3 separate regions of the Homo sapiens genome follow, and regions 1 and 3 are each linked to region 2. The links are chromatin contacts, found by Hi-C in ENCODE. All regions are on one chromosome and are shown on one strand. Each heading gives the region's core, a stretch centred on a gene start or an enhancer-like site at or near the end of the contact. The rest is flanking DNA. Distances are from core to core; before and after follow the strand shown.

Region 1 (2,839 bases), core at 298-2,797, 200 kb before region 2:
GTCTCCTGAGTAGCCGGGACCACAGACACAGTCTCCTGACTAGTTGAGACCACAGGCGCACTCCACCACACCCAGCTAATTTTTGTATGTTTTGTAGAGATGAGGTCTCCCTGTGTTGCCAAGGCTGGTATCAAACTCTGGGCTCAAGTGATCCTCCCGCCTCGGCCTCCCAAAGTGCTGGGATTACAGGCATGAGCCACTGCGCCTGGCCCTCAGTGACCTTTAAGAGTATGAAGGAGTCCTCAGATAAAAACATTTGAGAAGCACGGAGGTGGAAATTTGTCTTTGGCCTGGGGGCCTGGAGTCTAAATACTGCATTGAGTGGCTGATCTGTGGTTTTCGCTTAAAATACAGGTTAGATCATTTGTTTCTGTTTGCATTCTGTCCTAGTTGCTTCTATTTATTTTTTCTCTCTTTTTGAATCTGTGAAACATTAACAGGGTTCCAAACATCAGAGTGTTTTGTCTAAGCTTAAAAGCCCTCTGGGTGATTCCGATGAGCAGAGGCCGGGAAGGATTGAGCAAGACCATTCCCGAGCTCCTTCCTCCGCTCTGTTTCCAGATCCCATGACTGGGGACCTATAAATATTTTCCTGACATGGAGCAGGATCAACTTCAGCATCTGTTAGCTTCATCCCAAAGGCAGGGAAGCCTAGAGCCCCTGGGAGGGCTCTGCACCGCACACACCGCCGGCCTGCAGCCCCAGCCCTGTGCGGGGTCCTGGGGAGGGGGGCCCCCTTTCTGTGGCTCTTCCTGACTCCCTGCGCGTTCCACCCCAGACCCTCAGCCCACTCTGACCTCCCTCCAGGAGGGATGGCTTGCAAATGCCCTCTGGCCACAGTGCAGACCGCTAGGCTGTTCTGTGCAGCTTTAGGCCATGCCAGGAAAGAGACTTAAAGCCAGGGCCCCAAAGGCCAGGGATGCCTGCGCCGGGAGCCAGGAGCTTCCCCAGCCACTTCCAGCATGTAGACTGAAGTCAGGCCACGCACAGGGCTCTCCAGGTCACACCCTGCGCAAGAAGGTGTAGCACGCTGGCTCTAATTTCGAGAAGGTGAAAACAAGAGCCCCTCTGCCCCCACGCCCTGAGCTTTCCCGAAAGGCTTGGGGCAAAGAACTCCCCTCAGTGGCACCTAGGGAGGCACCAGGAAGGCGCTTGTTGGAACGGGAGAGAAACGGGGAGAGGGAGGAGGACAGGGGGGAGGGGAGGAGGGGAGGGGAGGAGGGGAGGGGAGGAGGGGAGGGGAGGGGAAGGGAGGGGACAGGGAGGGGAGGGGAGGGATAGGACAGACAGACAAAGAAAGGGGTGCGGCAGCACTGCCAGGGGAAGAGGGTGATCCGACCCGGGGAAGGTCGCTGGGCAGGGCGAGTTGGGAAAGCGGCAGCCCCCGCCGCCCCCGCAGCCCCTTCTCCTCCTTTCTCCCACGTCCTATCTGCCTCTCGCTGGAGGCCAGGCCGTGCAGCATCGAAGACAGGAGGAACTGGAGCCTCATTGGCCGGCCCGGGGCGCCGGCCTCGGGCTTAAATAGGAGCTCCGGGCTCTGGCTGGGACCCGACCGCTGCCGGCCGCGCTCCCGCTGCTCCTGCCGGGTGAGTACTGCGTGCCCCCGGGACACCCAGAGAGGGCCCGGGCCTCCTGCACTTTCCCCGCGGCCCAGAACCTTGTGGCACCTCCAGAGGGACCCCCAGGACTGGCTGCGACCGAGCTTTAAGGGTCTAGTCCCGGGGGCAGCCAGTCGGCCAAGGCCCCGGGTCCCTGCGACGGCGAAGGCATCCCGGAGGCCGCACCCAGACCGGCCCGGCAAGCTGCAGGGACTCGGACTGAAAACCTGCCCGTTACCCCTGGTCGCTCGCAGGCGCACGGGCGATCTAACCCCGCGCCGTCCATTCCGCTGATGGGGGTCTCGGAAGCACCGCAGGAGAGCTTTGCGGAGCAGGGAGGGGGTCGCGGGTGCTCGGGGCCGTCCTCAGAGCCCAAAGTGCCGCAGCCCTCTCGGCTTTCCACCCCGAGGCTGCCACGACGGTGCCAGCGCGCGGCTGCTCCCCTCTGTGCTCCCAGGTGATGGAAAACCCCAGCCCGGCCGCCGCCCTGGGCAAGGCCCTCTGCGCTCTCCTCCTGGCCACTCTCGGCGCCGCCGGCCAGCCTCTTGGGGGAGAGTCCATCTGTTCCGCCAGAGCCCTGGCCAAATACAGCATCACCTTCACGGGCAAGTGGAGCCAGACGGCCTTCCCCAAGCAGTACCCCCTGTTCCGCCCCCCTGCGCAGTGGTCTTCGCTGCTGGGTAAGTACAGCCCCCTCCTCGCCTCCTGCTCCACCAGGAGGGCTGCGGCGCCGGAGCCCCCCGCACAGCTGCACGGCGGCGCTTCCCAGTCTGGGGCGTGCTGACGTCGGGAGACTCTAACACCAGAATGTTTGCCGAGCGCCTGCGGTGTGCGGTTCCGGGGATGCGGTGGGGGCAGGGGGCGCTCACGGGGAGGGCGCAGGTGGGTCGCGGCAGGGGCAGCCACAGGGTGTCACGGTCCGACGTGACTGGGGGCCATGGTTCCCTGCGGGCGGCGGGGAGGGATTTCCTGGGGCGCCCCCTGGAATCCAAGCCCGACCGCAGTGTCTGACCATGGTCCGCGGCGCGGCCGGGTGGTCCTGCAGGGGCCGCGCATAGCTCCGACTACAGCATGTGGAGGAAGAACCAGTACGTCAGTAACGGGCTGCGCGACTTTGCGGAGCGCGGCGAGGCCTGGGCGCTGATGAAGGAGATCGAGGCGGCGGGGGAGGCGCTGCAGAGCGTGCACGCGGTGTTTTCGGCGCCCGCCGTCCCCAGCGGCACCGGGCAGACGTCGGCGGA
Region 2 (3,019 bases), core at 410-2,909:
GCCCGCCATTTTAATTAACGTGTGCGTCAGAAAGCAGAAAGTTCTGGCAGAAATGGTAGATGAGGGTTTTCCTTTTTAAGATGTTTTTGATGCTCTCCACTGTCTCCTAAATGGAGAAAGGTATGTCCTTAAACAGTTTTTCCTCAGAAGCCAGCTGCAGTTTGCACCGTGGTTCACTGCCATGAGCACCACGGGCTCAGTGAGCCACCTCCTCCTCATGGGCCACAAGGCTGGGTCCTAGCTCTCCCAGGGCCCAGGCACAGGGGGTCTTGGGGCCTGGCTGAGGGCAGGCTCGGGGTGGGGTCTGGCACAGGAGACAGGGAATGCAGGGGTGGTGACTCCGGGCCTCCCAGCATAGGTGGGCATCAGGAAAGGATTTCTGCGGAGCACCCTGCCACAGGGCCTCTGCTCCGGCTTTCCGCCTGGACGCCTTCCTGCTGCCCCCAGGCAGCCCTCATTCTTCAGGGTGCTGTCTGTCCCAGAGCGCAGCTCCTGGAGGGTGAAGGTTCCCTGAAGCTTTGGCTGCATTCCCTTTACCCTGGGGTCCACCCAGGGTCCTACCCCAGCAGCTCAACCAGCAGCTTCTGGACAAACAGAATCCTCCCTGGTTGAGGACTGCGTCTCCCCCCTCACCATCTCAGGGGCCTGCTCCTCCCTCCTCAGACTGGGTCCCCGGCTCACCCTCCATTCCTGGAATCCCCTGTGGTCTGGGTGCCCTCACCAGCACAGCCCCTAGGACAGGTCTCCCGGCTCCTTCCCTCCAGAGTCCACAGCCCCCAGCCCCTTTCAGGCGTCTCCCCACAGGCCCTTCCCTGCTCTTCCTGCCCCCTGAGACCGCCTGCTGCGATGGCCCTGGAGCCCTGCCCTCTGCAGGTCCCCGCTCGGTGGCCCGGGGTGGGGTCCCCCGCTTCGCAGACTCCTATCCACAGTTAGGCCCACGGGGGCAAGGACCCAGACTGCTGCCAGCGGCGGGGAGGGGTGACCCGCGTGGACGCGGCTCTCAAAGGACACCAGCGCCACCTGAACAAGACCCGTGGCGCGCACGAGGCAGGAGAGCTGGGCGCTCGGCGTGAGGCCCGGGTGGGGGTCGCGAGCGGACAGCCCCGGGCCGCAGGCGGGTCCCCCGTTGCAGTGAGGACAGCGGTCGGGCGCCGGGGGTCCTGGGCCTCGGGCAGGGCCAAGTCTGCGCGTGCGAAGACCCCACGGACGGAGCCGCCCAAGCACCGCAAACCCCGCTTTCCGGGACCCACTGTGGGAGGCCCGCAGCGCTGCCCCTCGCCGGGGGCGTCCTGCGCGGCCGGGGGCCTCGGACAGCATCCGCGTCTCGCGTGGGAGGCGCCTGTCTGCGCAGCCGCGGGCCGGGACCCCGCAGGTACAACGCCGCGCGTGCGGCGTCCGGAGAAGTCTGGCCCGGCTGCGGTCAAACCGAGCCCACGTGGACCAGTTCCCCACGGCTGGTTCGCGAGCGGCCTCCGCGCACAGGCCCCGCCCCTTAGCAGGCCCCGCCCCGCCCGATCACAGGGCCCGCCCCCAGCCCCGCTCATCGACGGGGCACGGCTGCGACCCTTAGCAGGCCCCGCCCCGCCAGCCCCCAGATCCGCCCACCAGCAGCGCCCCGCCCCGCCCCGCGGCCCGCGCCTGCGCAGTGGGGCAGGCGCAGTCGGAAGCAGTGTACCGGGCCGTGGAGCGGCGGCTCCTGTACCCCCGGCGCGGACCTAAAGGGGCTCGGGCCGCTCGGGCCGGGAATGGCGGCGGCGGCCGAGCCCGGGGCCCGCGCCTGGCTGGGCGGCGGCTCCCCGCGCCCCGGCAGCCCGGCCTGCAGCCCCGTGCTGGGCTCAGGAGGCCGCGCGCGCCCGGGGCCGGGGCCGGGGCCGGGACCCGAGCGGGCGGGCGTCAGAGCCCCGGGCCCCGCTGCCGCGCCGGGACACAGCTTCCGGAAGGTGACGCTCACCAAGCCCACCTTCTGCCACCTCTGCTCCGACTTCATCTGGGGGCTGGCCGGCTTCCTGTGCGACGGTGAGCGCCCGGGCCCGATGCCTACCCGGCTGCAGCCCTGCCTCTGCCCCGTGGGCGGGAGCCTGAGCGGAGGTGGCACCGGCGCTTTCGGGGGAGTGGAGGGCGGGGTCCCAGCCCTGCTCGCGGGACGTGCCTTCGTGGGGCGGCCGGGGCCTGTGCGCCGTGGGGCCGCTCCAGGCTGCGGGCTTCCTCACCTGGGAGGTGCGGACAGCATCTCCATAGTGCCGCGCGATGGCTGCGACCCAGGGGCTGTGCCTGATGCGAGCGGGACCTCAGCTGGGGTCCCCATGGCCGGCTTCCTCTCCCAGTGGCTGGGGCAGCAGGTGTGGCTAAGCAGGGCTGGCCTGGGCCCCTGGCCCTAGCCCTTCTCATGCTGTGGCCCAGAGTCCCAGCCTCCTGGAGAGCCAGGCCGGGCCCTGCCGTCCCGGTGCGCGTGTCCCAGCCCTGCTCCACCCAGCTGCCCAGCTCTTGCTGGGGTGAGGACAGCCCTTCCCTGTTCTGGGCCCGGGTGCTCCCAGGGCTGGCTCTCATCTTCCCCCGCGGCAAGCAGGCGGGCCCCGGGGACTACAGCCCAGCCTCTGGAGGGAGCGAGGGACAGGGGGACCACAGCCCAGCCTCTGGAGGGAGCGAGGGACAGGGGGACCACAGCCCAGCCTCTGGAGGGAGCGAGGGACAGGACCGGAGTTCTGGACGTTTGACACTTACTGTGTCCTGGCCAGGGACGCTGAGGTGGGAGGGGCTATCCTTAGCCTCAGGCCTTTCTCTGGGGATAGGGGTCCACTCAGGTCAGGGTCCGCAGAGGAGACTGTCCCCTCACACGGGGATGTCGTCTGTGGTGGAAACGGCATGGTTGTTCTGACCCCCAGGGCTGCACAAGGTGGCCTGGCCCGCCAGCTTCTTTGTCACGTCAGAGCATGGCACAGCCATGCCTGCTGCCTGGGGATGCCAGGGGCTTCCCCAGAGGTGGGGAGTGTGCATGTGTGGCTGAGGCAGCTCCCGACTT
Region 3 (3,003 bases), core at 347-2,846, 180 kb before region 2:
CTGATCAAAATAAATCAACTGTGAAAAAGACCTTTTAAGTCAATCAGGGAAATGTGACTGTGAACTGCGTGTCGGAGGACAGGAAGGGATTCTTATTAACCTTGCTGTGATGGCATGGTTGGTGACTGTTTCATTTAATAAGGTCCTCACTAGTTAGTGACGCATACTGAAGTGCCGATAGGTGAAAACGGCCTCTGACCTGACATACTTTAAAAGTGTGTGTGTGGTGTGTGTGTGTTGGTTAAGTAAAACTAGTTTGGGGTTCATCACACAATTCTCTAGTTTCATGTGCTTAAACTGTTCTAGAATAGACGGTTTTGTTTTTTTTAGCTGTGTGAGGAAGTAGAGAAGTGGAGCTAGCCTATCTGGCAACCCCTCAAGATGTCAGGCTATGAAATAACACTGGCAAACACTTACACAGAGTGTACTGTGTGCCAGGGACTGTTCTTAGCACTTTACACAGAGAGTATCATTTGGTCTTTACAGCCACCGTATAAAGTGGGCTCTTTATTCTCTCAGATGAGGAAACTGAGGCAGAGAACAACTAAGGAACTTGCCTAGGATCGCACAGGAGGTAAGGGGCAGAGGAGGGACACCCAGACAGTGTGGCCCCAGAGTCTAGGCTTGTCAACATTGTGCTTCAGAACATCTCTAAAGGAAAACATTGGCTGTTTGGGAGACTGAGGCAGAGGGAACAGACCAGTGGGAAGGGAGAGAGGTCTCTGAGGAGGAAGGAAAAGGTGGGCTCTGAAACTGGAGCTGGGTTTAGGTAGGAGGAAGGGCAGGTCGTGGATGAAGACAGCTGCAGGTGCGTGCCTGGTCACCCTTGCCACACGCTTGGAATCCAGCCAGAGCTCCACCTGGCACCAGAAAAGCAACAGCTACACCCTTCACCAAATGCCCACTATGCACCAGACCAGGGCTGAGAAGCCCACACCGCCTGTGTCATCTAATCCCTGCGACAATGCACTGCCCCTGCCTTATGGGTGACGGCCCGGAGGTCCGTCGATCTGTCCACACTCACGTCACTGAGAAGCAGTGTAGTCAGACAGCCCAGGCCCTCGGCTGCCAGCACTTGCTCCAAACCACACGATGCATTCTTTCCATCTTCCCACTTCTTTCCAGAGTGCTCAAAAGGGCTCGCTGAAGCATTCTCATGATGGTGCACTCACATACAAAAAACAAGCGTGTGCAAAAATGTGAGCACGTGAGCTTTGCAGCCGAGCTAGCTGTTCTCTGCCACTGTCAAATGCCCGGTCCCCGTGATGCAGTCCTGCAGTGATTAGTCACATAAGACGTTGCACTGGGGGCGTTGACGAATGGGTCACAGGACCTCTGCACTATTTTTGTAACTTTTTGTTAGTCTACAGACATTTTTAAATAAAAGGTTTAAAGAGAAAACACCGGATGTCGCAGCTGAAAAGACCTAATGGATCACTAAGTGATTTTCACTCCTTTTTTAAATGAGGAAACAGACTTAGTCTCTTCAGGGCACGCGCTCTTCCTAGTCCAGGTGGTTCCACTTTAGCCAGGTTCCCTTCCTCCCACCCACAGGTCCACACCCACCTCCCCCGCACCCAGACTCCTCCCAACCCAGCCTTCCCCCGGCACCCGGCCTCCCCCAACACACCCAAACTCCCTCCCACACACCCAGCTCTCCCCCACCCACCCAGACTCCCTTCACACACCCAGACTCCTCTCACACACCCAGCCTCCCCCAACATACCCAGACTCCCCCCAGACACCCAAACTCACCCCTTACACCCAGCCACACCCCCCCACACCTAGCCTCCCCACCGCACCCAGCCTCCCCTCGACATGCCTAGCCTCACCCCCACACCCAGCCTCCCTCCCCTCCTGCCTACACCTGCCTCCCCATCTCTCATTTCTCATACTCCATGACACCATCTTCATTAGAAGCTTCTTCACTCCATCAGAATGCTTCAACATCTTTTCAGTGGCGGATCAGAAAGAACTCTGCATCATCAGCTTGGAAAGGCCCCAAATTCTTACGCCTTTTTATCTTGTTCGTCGGATTTGCTGCAAGTATCTGCCCAGTGTCAGCGCCACGTGTCACTTCTCACAAAAATCAATTTTACAAAATTAGCCAGTGAAATACAAACACCCACTAACCAGTGGCACTTGCAACGGATCCATTTCAAAGAAAGTATTATCAGAAGTGGCTCAAGCAACAGAAATGCAAATGTTAACATTTCTTTTATGTTTTGGTTTTCCATTTTCAACTGCCTTTTATTTCCACGCAGGGGAACGTGAGGAGAAATGCCTAATAGAAGACATTCCAAGCGACACACTGGTAACAGGTAAGTAAAATGTGCTCGGTTAAATGTTGAACTCCAGAAGTGGTTTTACAGAATTCTGCCATCCTCTACGTCCATATTACTTGGCAGTGAACATAATGCTGCATGGTTTTCTCTTGATCATTTATCAAGTTATTCAAACCTAACAGCCTTAAGAGTGAATGGTAAAATTCATAAAACAGGAAATCTGGACAGTGTTCCCTGGAATCCAAGCTTGATTTGTTTTCCAGTTGTCAATGTTCCTCAGTAAAAGCATCTTGGATGCCATTTCTCACTCTAATAGTGGTTGAACATTCAAAACGTACGTGAGGTCTTTAGACTGTGCAGCAAGACAGGAGCACAAGTCGCACGTCCTCTGTGCCCTGACCTCCTGGTGTCCACAGAGCCATGGGGAGAAGGCATCGTGGTGGGTGTGCAAGTGCAGATCGGAGACTGTTTTCCAAGCAAACGGCTAGTAAAAGCTGCTAACACCATGGTGAGTTCCACACGTTTCCCACACTGCCACCAAGCACAGCCCCACACAGCTGAGCTTCACCTGCCTTCTGAGAAAGAAACAAGTACCTGTGGTGTCAGAACGGTGTAGAAAATCCAGAATATGCTTAACATTTAGGCCACAATCAACATCAAATTCCCGGGTTTTAATGCAAAAAAAAAAAAAAAAAAAAAAGGAGGGGGAGTAGGAAGA

Evidence for each region. A loop is a pair of places that touch in the nucleus more often than their neighbours do. Pooled maps may share reads with other maps.
Region 1: a loop to region 2 is called in a pooled map, with 2.8 times the contacts of the local background. The contact joins the promoter of SPON2 here to the promoter of DGKQ in region 2. A Hi-C loop is called at or near these places in 5 of 50 pooled maps.
Region 3: a map of endothelial cell of hepatic sinusoid shows a loop between it and region 2 (6-fold over the local background). The contact joins the enhancer-like site here to the promoter of DGKQ in region 2. A Hi-C loop is called at or near these places in 1 of 168 maps with a recorded cell type or tissue (endothelial cell of hepatic sinusoid) and 5 of 50 pooled maps.

The regions. Positions count from the first base shown.
Region 1 is chr4:1,171,291-1,174,129 of GRCh38, reverse strand. It overlaps SPON2 (spondin 2), which reads left to right and starts at 1,547. Exons shown (of 6, transcript NM_012445.4): 1 at 1,547-1,586; 2 at 2,056-2,278; 3 at 2,644-2,839. The coding sequence starts at 2,059. All of the region lies in intron 1 of LOC124900647 (nascent polypeptide-associated complex subunit alpha, muscle-specific form-like), which reads right to left. RefSeq lists enhancers at 934-1,651, 1,652-2,367.
Region 2 is chr4:972,209-975,227 of GRCh38, reverse strand. DGKQ (diacylglycerol kinase theta) reads left to right here and starts at 1,659. Exons shown (of 23, transcript NM_001347.4): 1 at 1,659-2,016. The coding sequence starts at 1,746. RefSeq lists silencers at 1,391-1,730, 1,831-2,280 and an enhancer at 2,515-3,019.
Region 3 is chr4:1,152,921-1,155,923 of GRCh38, reverse strand. The region is part of intron 1 of LOC124900647 (nascent polypeptide-associated complex subunit alpha, muscle-specific form-like); the gene reads right to left. LOC124900837 (hornerin-like) reads right to left here. Exons shown (of 2, transcript XM_047416541.1): 2 at 2,224-3,003. Among named protein-coding and RNA genes, the nearest start is that of SPON2, 18 kb to the left of the region's middle. Within about 2 kb of position 1,596, at least 4 of the 41 ENCODE cell types and tissues checked have a DNase peak (open chromatin) inside an H3K27ac peak, as active enhancers do.